Regions from separate parts of the Homo sapiens genome. Here region 1 is linked to region 2. The links are chromatin loops, found by intact Hi-C in ENCODE. Cell type or tissue: heart left ventricle. All regions are shown on one strand. Links, peaks and the distances in the headings refer to the core of each region. The heading gives the core; the rest is flanking DNA.

Region 1 (5,363 bases), core at 136-5,135, 190 kb before region 2:
AGGTAAGCATCAGAGCCACCTGGATACACCATCACACGAGGCCTGGCCATCTGTCCATAGCTCAGGACTGGGGCCCACGTCAAAGCCTAGTGAGGCCAGCACATGAGGCCAAGCAAGCCTGCAAGTGTACCAGCTCCACAGTCAAGGGACAAAGTGACTCCAGTGCACACAGCGACCTGTGCACTCCAGTACACTGACCTGGCCAGTCCTGGAAAACAGACTCCACGGACCCCTTCCCCTTCTGCCAGGAGCACCACTGGGTGCTGACGACCGTAGATGCAGCAATTCCCATCTGCGGGGAACGTGGGCCGTGCTGCTTGACAAGTCCTAAATGTACTGCTGCATATCTGAACTCCTGGAGCACATCCAGTCGGACAATGATGCCGCCCTCATAGCCAAGAGAACCAGCAATAGGCAGCTATCTGAGGGCTGCTGTGTGGGACATTTCATGTCGCCTACCACCCACAGACAGCAGGTGACTTAAAAGATGAACTAAAAAAAAAAAAACTGAAAAGATAAGTGGACTCTAATTGTGGCAATTCTCCAGGAAGGTACCATTCATTTAAATAAAATATTTAGTTATGAGGTAGGGAGGGGGAATAAGAAAAGACCCACACTGGCTGTGAGAGACCCTGCTGCATAATTCATCCTCCTCACTCTTCTCTGCCCACCTCCATCCCTGCATGGAGGAACCCGGGCTACTGACCCGTGGGCTGCAAGGTGGGGGTTGGTGTGGGAGATGCTAATCCGGTCACTCTTACCTCCTGGCTCTGCGTGCGAGCGCTGGGCAGTTGTGGATATTGATGATAATGATCATGATCATTATCTCAGGCGTGATCACTCCTAAGAGTGCCGCTGGCGCAGCCCGCACGTCTGGGGTGATACATAGTAATCACCTCCAGAAGAACACTGTGGGTTAGGAATAGTGAGGATTTCGAAAAGCGGAGCAGCTCTGCTGGAGGAGAAGGAACACCCTAGGCTCCCGGAGGCATAGAGAGGCCAGACCATTAGCGTCTTTTGGCTCTCGCCTGCAGGACACCTGGCCCACCTGTCGTCTCAGAATGCTGTGGTCACCTTGTCCCAGACCATTACCACTGCCCTCAGTCTAACTCCTGGACACCCATTCTCTCAAGAGAGCCTCAACTGAGGACTGTTGACTTTGGAGGCAAGACAGCCCCCGCCAAAGCAATGAAACATGATTAATTTTCCAGACACTGATGAGGCCTCCCTTGGCCTCATCTTATTATCGCTGGTACCCTACTGCCAAAACAAACGAACAAACAAACCAAACACTCTCTTGTGTGCTTTTCACAGATCATAGCTACTGCTCTGAATTTAATGAGCCACTGGACCTATCATCCTCCACCTGACCCTGATGACTAGACCGCACTCCCTCATTTCCACCTCCTCCCAAATACTTTTGGACATGAGGGGCCAGGCCTCAGCCAGGGGGCATATGAGAAGATCACTTTGGGAGAAACTTGCCTGTCTTGAAGGCAAGGAACAGGGACAGGTGGCCAAACACCTGGGCTCCAGCTCTGCACCTGGTAGTGCTGGAGTCGTGCAGTCACCCAGCTGGCACCTGGGCTCTGGTATGAGGCCGTGTGGGTCCAGTCCATCATAGCTACTCAGCCCCCTGTTTATTGGGGACAGAGTGTGTGTTTCTGCTTGCTCCTGAGGGCCTAGGTTTCCTGGGTTGTGACTCCTGGGGCTTTGGTCATGAGGAAGTTGAGATAAAGCCCATAAAGTGCTTAGCCCGCACGTGGGTCCTCTTCAGTGCATCCAGAGCCCAAGCGGCATCTCTTGCCTGCCCTTCACAGCAAAGGGTGCTCCTCATGGCAGAACAGGGTGTCTGGGCAGCTCCTTTGCTTACAGACAACAAACAGGACCCAGTTAGGAAAAGGACTTGGCCAAGGTCCCAGAGAGACCAAGACCTGGCAGCCTGGACCCCATCCCAGGTTCTCGCCCGCAGCAAGAGTAAACACCAGAGTACGTGTCTGTACAACCCTTGACAAAGCCAACCAGAAAAGCCCTGACCCGATCTGAGCTTGACCTTGACCCTCATTCTCACTCCAGTCCCTAAATCTAACTTGACACTGACCCTGACTTCAACCCTAATCCCTAATTGTATCCCTCACACTGACTTTAACCCAGACCCTCGCCTTATCCTTTCCCAGGTGCCCATAAGAGGGCAGCCCCTGTCCCCTGCTGGGCCCCAGTGGTCAGCCGTCCCTCTGGGAGAGTGACAGCTGAGGTCCTGGGGCCCTCCTTAGGGCCCTACTAGTGAGCATCTGCTTCACTCACACAGTGACACTAAGCACCTCTCCAGCAGCCCCTGGTCACCCCTCTGGCCTCAGCATCCCTCCAGCCTTCTCTGGAGCTGCAGTAGGCAAGGGGCATGCACAGTGGGCACCCTGCTCACGCACTGGCTCCAGCATCCTCGGGGGTGGTGTGAATGAACAGAGGCTTGGTCAGCACTCGGGTCCCTCAGATGCCTGCCAGCTCCCACTGTGGGGCAGCTGTTCCAGACCATACTCCAGACAGGGAACAGGGCTGCCATCCAGGAGGCCCCTGGGGAGGCTCGCTGACAAAGAAGTCAGCAGTCCCTTCAGAGGACTTCATGGGGCCATGCTGTGCCCTGGTCCCTTTCAGAACGCCCTCTCCATCCACCACTACCTCTGGGTCACTGGCTATAGCCTGGCCACGCCACTCTGTGGCTTTCCTGCAGCTGGAGCTCCAACCAAGCAGTAGGGCAGTGCCTGGAGGTGTCCTGCCACACTGGCATCATAGCTGCCTGGTGTGGGCACACGGCCCCAGGAGGGCCAGGCCTGAGCCTCTGGTGCCGTGTGTGACTATGGAGCAAGGCACAGAGGGTGTCCATCTTTTCTTCCCCTTCTCCTGAGGCATCAGCATCAACTTGCTGTCTACTCCTGGCCTGTGTTTGCCCGGGGCTCCATTTCCCTGGGGCCCGTCCATCCTGGACACACCAGAGGGGTTGTTTGCACGGATGCTTCTCCAGCCAGTCTGAGATGCTGACCTACTCTGGGGGTCAGGCCCTTCAGAGTCCAACCCCTCCCGTGTCAACCTGTATTCTGTCCTCGTCCCCAACTGCTGTGGAGCACAGGCCCCTGGCGAGGCGGCCTGCACTGTGCCCGGGGGAAGGATGGGAAGAAGACACCACAGAGGACTGTTGACTTTGGAGGCAAGAGAGCCCCCGCCAAAGCAATGAAACATGGGCCCAGGTCTGGAAAGGGGCTGTGAAGAGAGAAGCCTTCTTCCTAGGGGAACAGGGGCTTCATATGACCTAGGCCTGCAAGGATGGATCTGCCTAGGACCTAGTGGGACTGGAGGAGGGCATTTCTGCAAGAAAAGAGATGAGTGAGAGGGGCAGGAGCAGGAGGGCAGGGCAGAACAGGGTGGCAGATGGAGTTGACTGGTGAAGGGAGTAGTGGGCCTGGGGGAAGCAGGACTAGAGGTTGTATGATTGACTGCATGCAGGCCCGGGTGCAGTTGTGGGTGGGGCGGTTGTCCAGGGCCAGGGCTGCCGTCTAGGATAAGCAGGTGGTCCGGCTGTGCAACCTGGACACATCTGCTCACTGAAAAGGCCTTTGGCCCCTTGGGTATCTGTCATTCTCAGCCCCACGTCCTGGCCCCCGAGGGCAAGGCCAATGTGTTTGAGTCCCACTGTAGCCTGGGACTCAGCCCTTACAGGAGAGGAAACTGCCTGAGTCCGTGAATGGGCCGTGTCTCCCTGTGCCTCTCTCCACTCTGTCCCAGGTGATTGTGAAGTGCCATTTGGGATTATTAGGAAGAATCTTAGCACTTCCTCAAGATCACCACTGAAGAGAGAATCCTCATCCCGGGAAAGAGGTGGGAACTAGAATGGTGGAGGGACTGGAGCTAGGCCCTGCCAGGCTGCTCTGAACATCAGTGAGATCACTGAGGTGCTAGGGTCCCTGCTGGCCAACCCTGCCATCCAGAGACTGGGCACCAGCAGGCTCTCTGGGCAGCCAGGGGCTCCTGCAGCAGCTGGGAGAGGTCACCCTGGAATGTGGACTGGGTGGGTCTTCTGTGCATGAAGCACTCACTGCAGTGGTCAGGCTCATCTACAGCAAGGACTCCTGCCTGCCTGCCTGCTCTGTGGGTTTCGTTGTAAGGGTCTGATATAGCTCTGTCTGCCCTTGGACTCTTCCAGGACCCTTTTAAAACACTGCAGCCCCCTAGGCTCTGTCCAGATGCTCTTTTTTATTTATTTTATTTTTATTTTTATTTTTATTTTTGAGGCAGGGTTTCATTTTGTCACCCAGGATTGAGTGCAGAGGTGCGATCTCCGCTCACTGCAACCTCGACCCTCCAGGCTCAGGGATCTTCCCACCTCAGCCTCCCGAGTAGCTGGGACCACAGGCACACACCAACACACCCAGCTAATTATTTTATTTTGTATTTGTAGAGACAGGGTCTCACTATGTTGCCCAGGCTGGTCTTGAACTCTCAGTTTCCAGCAGCCTTCCTGCCTCAGCCTCCCAAAGTGAGCCACTGTGCCCAGCCAGAGGCTCCAGTTCCACTGGTGTTGGGTGAGGCCTAGTGAGAGGGTGGGCAGAGGGCCTTGTTGAATCTGAACTGCAGCAAGGGCTCGCAGATCTCAAAGGAGGCAGGGAAGTGTGCTGGGGTCCCGTCAGCATCGCATGAACTCAGGGATGGCTGCATTTGAGGCCAGGGTCAGGCTGTCCTCACTTATCAGGGGACAAGAGCTGGCTGATGCCGATTGGAAAGGATAGAATCCTAGTGAGCTGCCCCAGTCCCGGTAAGCATGAGTGCCTGCATATCCTCGCTCTTCCTCAGTTCCACCCCCTTCCTGGGGGTGTCACAGGCTCCTGGCAGAACCAGAGCCCATGCCCTGCATTTGGGCTGGCACATTTAGTGGAACCAGCCAGAGAAATGCTGTCCCTCCTTCCTGGGGAAGTGGTGGCAAACAGAGGCGCCAAGGCTCTCTCTGCCCACTGCCCACATCATCTCTGGGACTCTGCGGGTGCCCTCTGCCCCAAGGCTACTGCCAGGGACTCAGGTGTGGCTGGGCTTTCCAGAGCCTCCCTCAACCCTCCCCTCACAGGCTGAAGTCAGTACTTCGTTTGGGGGAGCCACACCCAGAGCCAGGAGCCTGACTTGCTCAGGGCCTAGGGAATGGGACCAAGAGTGATCCAGCTTCTTCTCCAGAGCTGCACCCTGCACAAATCCACCCTCTCCCTACGCTTTGCCCTGGACACTTTCAGAACACATCACACTGCCTGTCATCATGCATCTCCGGCTAGGGCAGAGGGAGACCGTGCACGTCACCCGGCACAATGTGACGGAAGATAAACTGT
Region 2 (5,363 bases), core at 297-5,296:
AGGAAGGAGGGGAGGGAGGGAGAAAAGGAGGGAGGAAGGAAAAAAAGGGGGAAGGAAGAAGGAAAAGAGGAAAGGAAGAAAGGAAAGGAGGGAAGAAGGGGAAGAAGGGGAGGAAAATGGGAGGGAAGGCAGGAAAGAAGAAAGGACGAAAGGGAGGGAGGTGGGTAGGAAGGGAGGGAGGGAGAAAAGGAAGAAAAAAGAGGAGGGGAGGGAAGGAAGGAGAGAAGGAAAAAAGAGAGGGAGGAAGGGAAATAAGTCAGAAAGGAAGGCCGGCAAGAAGCCATTTATTCATGAGGCCCATGGGGTGGGGACAGAGCTGCTGTCACAGGTAAGCACAGCCTGAGAGGGGCCAGAGACGGCAACCACGTGGAGAGGTCCAAGGGTTTTTGCAGGAGTCTTGGTAAGGCTCCCCTCCTTCCCACGACTCCAGGCCGCTGGTGTCAGCATCACACATGGGAGATGAGACGTCCCTGCACAGCCTTCCCTGGGCTTCCTGAGAGCAAAGGCAGTGCAGATTACAGAGGAGGAGGGAGACGGAGGCAGCAGGATGTCAAGTGAGCACTGCAGCTGGTGGAGTGTGGGCAGGTGGCAGCAGCGGGTTCAGGAGGGAGTGGGTGCCTACCTGGGCACGAGGTTTAGCTGGACATGATGTGCTTCACAAATGCTGGAAAGAAGAGGAGAGTGAGTGGCAGGAGTGCAACATGGGGAAGCCATGGCTGGGAGCCTGGGTCCCAGCACTCCCCTCCCAGAAGACCCCTGCCCCTGCTGAGCCCACCTTCATAGTTGATGCAGCCATTGGAGTCCTCTTGCCCAGCCATCAACTTCTCCACTTCGTCTTCTGTCAGCCTCTCACCTGGCAGGAGTGGGAGGCTGAGTCAGCACCGTGCGTGCAGAGGCATGATGGGGTGGGGGCACCCACTGAATCCCTCTAGATGGTGGCTCAACCTCTCCAGTATTCCCACAACCAGCACTGTTCACAAGACCTTGGCCATCACCCCATTTCTGAGGCCAGGAGAATCAGTGACAAGTTAAGAAGGGGCCTGGGGTGCAGTACGTGCTGTCCTCTGTCCCACTAGGCTGGGAGGGGGTCCCTCCGCCAGGACGAAGCCAGGGCTCCCTAGAAGCAGTCCCTTGGGGCAGCCCCTTGAGGCTAGAGGAAGGGCCCATGGGGTGGAGTTGGGGATCTTGGGAGAGGGTGGTGGAGGGAGCCAAGAGACCACCCGCTGCTCCCCAAGTCTGGTATTCTCCTGCCTCCGTACTTCTGTGTGCTGTGCTGGCCCCCCTTCAAAATGCCAGCCGCAGCTCCCCCTTCTTACCCCCACCTTTAGACACACATGCACACACAGAGAGAGAGAGGAGAGAGAGACCAGCACGGAGCTGAAACAGTAGACACTCAAATGTTTGCTGCAGGAAAAAATCACTTTGAAGAGGGACCCCCTGCTGCAGGCAGCCGATGGTAGGGGTATAAGTGGGAGGTACACAGGGCTCCACAGAGGTCAGGATCCCCCCAGGCGGCAGGCACTTGACCTGCTTGACCACTTAGGGCTGTGGCCCTGGAATTTGACCTTGGAGTAATGACCACCAGGACGGTGGCCTGGAGTCGTGGGAAGGAGGGGAGCATATCAAGACGGCTCCTTCCTGCCCTGCTCTGTCCCCAGAGCTGATGTCATCCCCCTTCTGTGAGCTGCACCAGCATGCTTGCTTTACTCTCCTCCTAAGTAACATTTCTGTTGTCTGCCATTGAGGCTCCCTAATTATGTAACTCTCTCCATTTCACCAATGGGTCACAGGCCTGGGGGGCAACAGAGTGGTTTCTCCCAGGATGTCCCTGGAAGGAGTTGGGGTAGGGGAGGAGGCTGCCCTCACCCAGCGTGGCCAGCACGTGGCGAAGCTCAGCACCCATGACAGTGCCATTGCCCTCCTTGTCGAAGACCCGCAGCCCCTCCACGAAGTCCTCATAGGTGCCTGTGTCCTTGTTCTTGGAAATGTGCTGGAGCATAGGCAGGAAAGTTTCAAAGTCCATCATCTTGGTATTGAGCTCTGCAGAGAAATGGTCCCAGGTTCCAGGGTCTAAGGCTGGGGTGGGCACACCCCTCCCCCATGCCTGATAATGAGGAGCTATCCCCACCTCTCACACAGTTCTACAACAGTCTACACCAGTTCTCACAGCAGTCTACACCAGTTTGCCATTTAAAAGCAAACTACCATCGCGAGGCACTTTACAGTCTACTGAGCAATGCACTGTTTCCATAGCCCTTTGCTATTCACAAAGGGAGTTTGCTGCCCTGAGCCACCACGGAGGGCTCTGTCCAGAACCCCTTGCCTACTTTTGGGAAACAGTCCTCCCCTCGTGGCATTTTCTTATAGACCTCACCCTCCACCACCTGTGATTGGGTCAGGAGCAGCTAGGCCAATCAGAGACCTTCCCTGGGACTTTTGAACCCTTGGTGGGGGCTTGGGCCTCACTCCTTTTTTTTTTTTTAGCTTTAAAATTTTATTCATTTATGTATTTATTCATTCATTTATTTATTTTTAGACACGAGGTCTTCTTGTTACGTCACACAGACTGGAGTACAGTGGTGTGATTATAGCTCACTGCAACCTCAAATTCCTGGGCTCACGGGATCCTCCTGGCTCAGCTTCCTGAGTAGCTGGGACCATAGGTGCATGTCACCATGCCAAGCTAAATTTTTAATTTTTGTAGAGATAGAATCTCACTATGTTACCCAGGCTGGTCTCACTCCTGGCCTCAAGTGATCCTCCCAAAGCATTGGGATGACAGCATCCCACTGCCCACTGCTGTCACTGCCCGACCTTCTCACTTCTCCATAGGTGTCAGCGCCTACCACCAGGGGGCCTGGCAAATCAGCATGGATCCAGATGCTCCAGCAAACCATTACTGCATGTCACCTGGTCGGCATGGCCCTGTGACTGGCCTCGGTGCCCTCATCGGGACAATGCGAGATGTCAGGAAAGATTCTCGTGCTATCCCGCAGGATGGATGGCAGCCCACCCAGCCAGTCTCCCCGGTACTAACACTATGGGGGCTCTCGGGCAGGTGCACTACCTTCCTGTCTTGGCTTCCCCAGGACACGGAGCACTTCTGCCTGTGTGGGGTTCTGGCCCAGCGCCCGCAGGACATCCCCACACTGCCCGTAGGTGATCTTCATCTCACACTTGGGTGTGCGGTCGAACAGCATGAAGGCTTCCTTGAACTCTGCCAGGAGAGGGCAGTGAGCCACAGACACTCCCAGGGTCAGCCTACCCCACTCCCCACACCCCTGGCAGGACCCTCAGACCAGGGAACCCCAGCCCAATCCTGCAACCCCTGGGTTCAAGACCCCTGCTCACCTTCAATCTGCTCAGGTGTGAACTCAATCTGAAAAGAGACCCCAAAGACTCAGATGCCCGGCTTAAAAGGTGGGGCCACACCTCCTCCTGGGCACTCGGTGGCCAGCCCAGAATGTCAACTGTCTCAGCCTGTCCCATTCCAGCATCCCAGCCTGCACCCCCAGGACCTCCTGCAGTCCATCTTGACGCCCTCCTGCCTCCTTGCCCCCCTCCACCTCTCCAGCCAGAAGGCCTTGAGGCTGTGTGCACCGAGGCCCTGATGCTCGGTGGACCCTGGCAGGGGTAGCAGTGAGGAGGGAGGCCACATGCCCAAGGCCTCAGGCCAGCGTGGGCCTTACCTGATGCTCCCGGTTCTGGACAGATGTACCTTAAGCCACAAGCCCCAGTCAGGCTGGCTTTGCTTGGGGCCTGGTGGGCAGGACTGTCAGCAAAAGTGAGATGGGAGGGCCCAGGGTGGTAGAAGGAGTAAGGGCAATGGTACAGGCCGAGGGCTGGTGGCTGGAAGCATCGAGGGTGAGCACAAGTGTGCATGTTTGTGTGTGAGCATGTGTCTACATACGTCTGCCCTCACAGAGCCCCCTAAGCCCTAAAGACCAGGCAGTCACTCACCAGCCCCACTATACCTATTTCTCACACACCCTGTCCGTAGGTCCCTGGGAAGCTCCCACACCCCAGGACAGCACAGGGCCAGGGCAGTGCTGCTGAGTGTTTGCTGAAGTCACATTGGGGCCACCTTGATTGACGTCAATCAAGAGGCCTCCCGGGATCCAGTGTCCCCCTCCTCACCGGATACCAGGTCTATTTTTATCACTGCAGTCACTCGCCCCAAGGTCAAGGTCACACAAGGGAAAGGAGGTTGGGGGAGGGGCATGACTGGCGTCTCTCTCATGGCTGCTGCCACGGAGCCCCACCAATCTCCACAGTGCATGCCGGCACAGAGGGACACCCTGTTCAGGGCCACCCTACCATGACTGTCCCTCCTGGCTTCTGGCTTGACCCAGTGTTGGGAAGAACAGGTTGTCATTCCTGGCTCCCTGAGAGCTCTCTCCACCAGGAAGCCTACTGAGATTAGGGTCTCTGGGCTCCTGGCAAAGGCTCCCTGCCCTTTACCTGCAACCTGGGGATGGGGGAAGAGGGCGCATGAGGGGTCTCATTGTCCCCACCTCTCAGAAGGAAGTCTGTGCCAACCTAAGGCCTGGCGAGAAAGGACAATGCCACTATGGGCCGTGGCTGTGGTCACAGCCTCACCATGAGGCCTGCAGAATGCAAGCCTGGGACCTGGGTGGCCAACTCCAGGTGCATATACTCTGAATGGTTCCCAGCAGCCCTGCAAGAGGGGACTTGCTGTTCTGTTTCACAGCTGAGGAAACCACGCCTCAGAGCAGCGAAGAACTTGGCAACTAAAATGGAGCAGAGTTGGGATTTGAACCCTTGCCTCAAAGGACATGGTAGGTGTCTCTGGGAAGGGCTCATGAACAGGAGGCAAGACTTCACCGATGGAATGTAGGTCCTGCTGGGCATGCAGGGATGGCGAGGGTTCCACAGGGCTCCTGAGGAGGCAGCCAGGGCAGCAGTGGTCCCAGCCAAGAACAGGGAGCAGGCAGGACACAGGGTACGTGCTGCTATGCAGATACCACAGGTGGGAGTCATGGCTCCCTCCAAGTTTAGACTCTGAGAAAGACTTTGCAGTTGGGGAAGGGCTCCTGGGGCCACTGGTCATAGCTCCATGACCAGCTTCCTGCACAGCTTTCAGAATGTCCCCAGCCAGCTGATGCTTCAAGTTCCCTACCTAAAAGCTGAGGCCTGGAAGTGCTCTACCAGCTCTGGGCTCGGTGATTTGAACGAGACCCAGCCTGGACAGGGGCCCTGCTTCTTCTTACTCCCTATCTCATCCACGCTGGGAGCGTGTATGGACTTGGGACCCCTCAGCTGAACAAGGAAAATCCCTGCCTGGCTCCAGCTGACTCCAGGATTCCCCAAGGATGAGAAGTCCAGGAAGAAGGGCAAGGGAG

What was found. Hi-C counts contacts between places; a loop is a spot of excess contacts. Peaks named below come from ENCODE experiments on the same cell type or tissue, not always from the same donor. Only the 100,000 strongest peaks of a DNase experiment are listed, where the experiment ranks them.
Region 1: a loop joins it to region 2, with 3 times the contacts of the local background. A loop is called at or near these places in 1 of 110 quality-filtered maps.

The regions. Positions count from the first base shown.
Region 1 is chr3:46,664,770-46,670,132 of GRCh38, forward strand. ALS2CL (ALS2 C-terminal like) reads right to left here. Exons shown (of 26, transcript NM_147129.5): 26 at 4,226-5,363. Among named protein-coding and RNA genes, the nearest start is that of ALS2CL, 26 kb to the right of the region's middle. In heart left ventricle, for the core only: no CTCF peak of the experiment used is centred there; DNase peaks (open chromatin) are centred at 1,912, 2,452 and 5,052; H3K27ac peaks cover 2,828 bases.
Region 2 is chr3:46,857,609-46,862,971 of GRCh38, forward strand. MYL3 (myosin light chain 3) reads right to left here. Exons shown (of 7, transcript NM_000258.3): 2 at 3,352-3,379; 3 at 3,068-3,217; 4 at 1,867-2,040; 5 at 776-853; 6 at 623-664; 7 at 264-493. The coding sequence ends at 636. Among named protein-coding and RNA genes, the nearest start is that of MYL3, 3.2 kb to the right of the region's middle. RefSeq lists an enhancer at 2,688-3,188. In heart left ventricle, for the core only: a CTCF peak has its summit at 2,844 (motif pointing right); DNase peaks (open chromatin) are centred at 2,993, 3,593, 4,193 and 5,063; H3K4me3 peaks cover 5,000 bases; H3K27ac peaks cover 4,859 bases.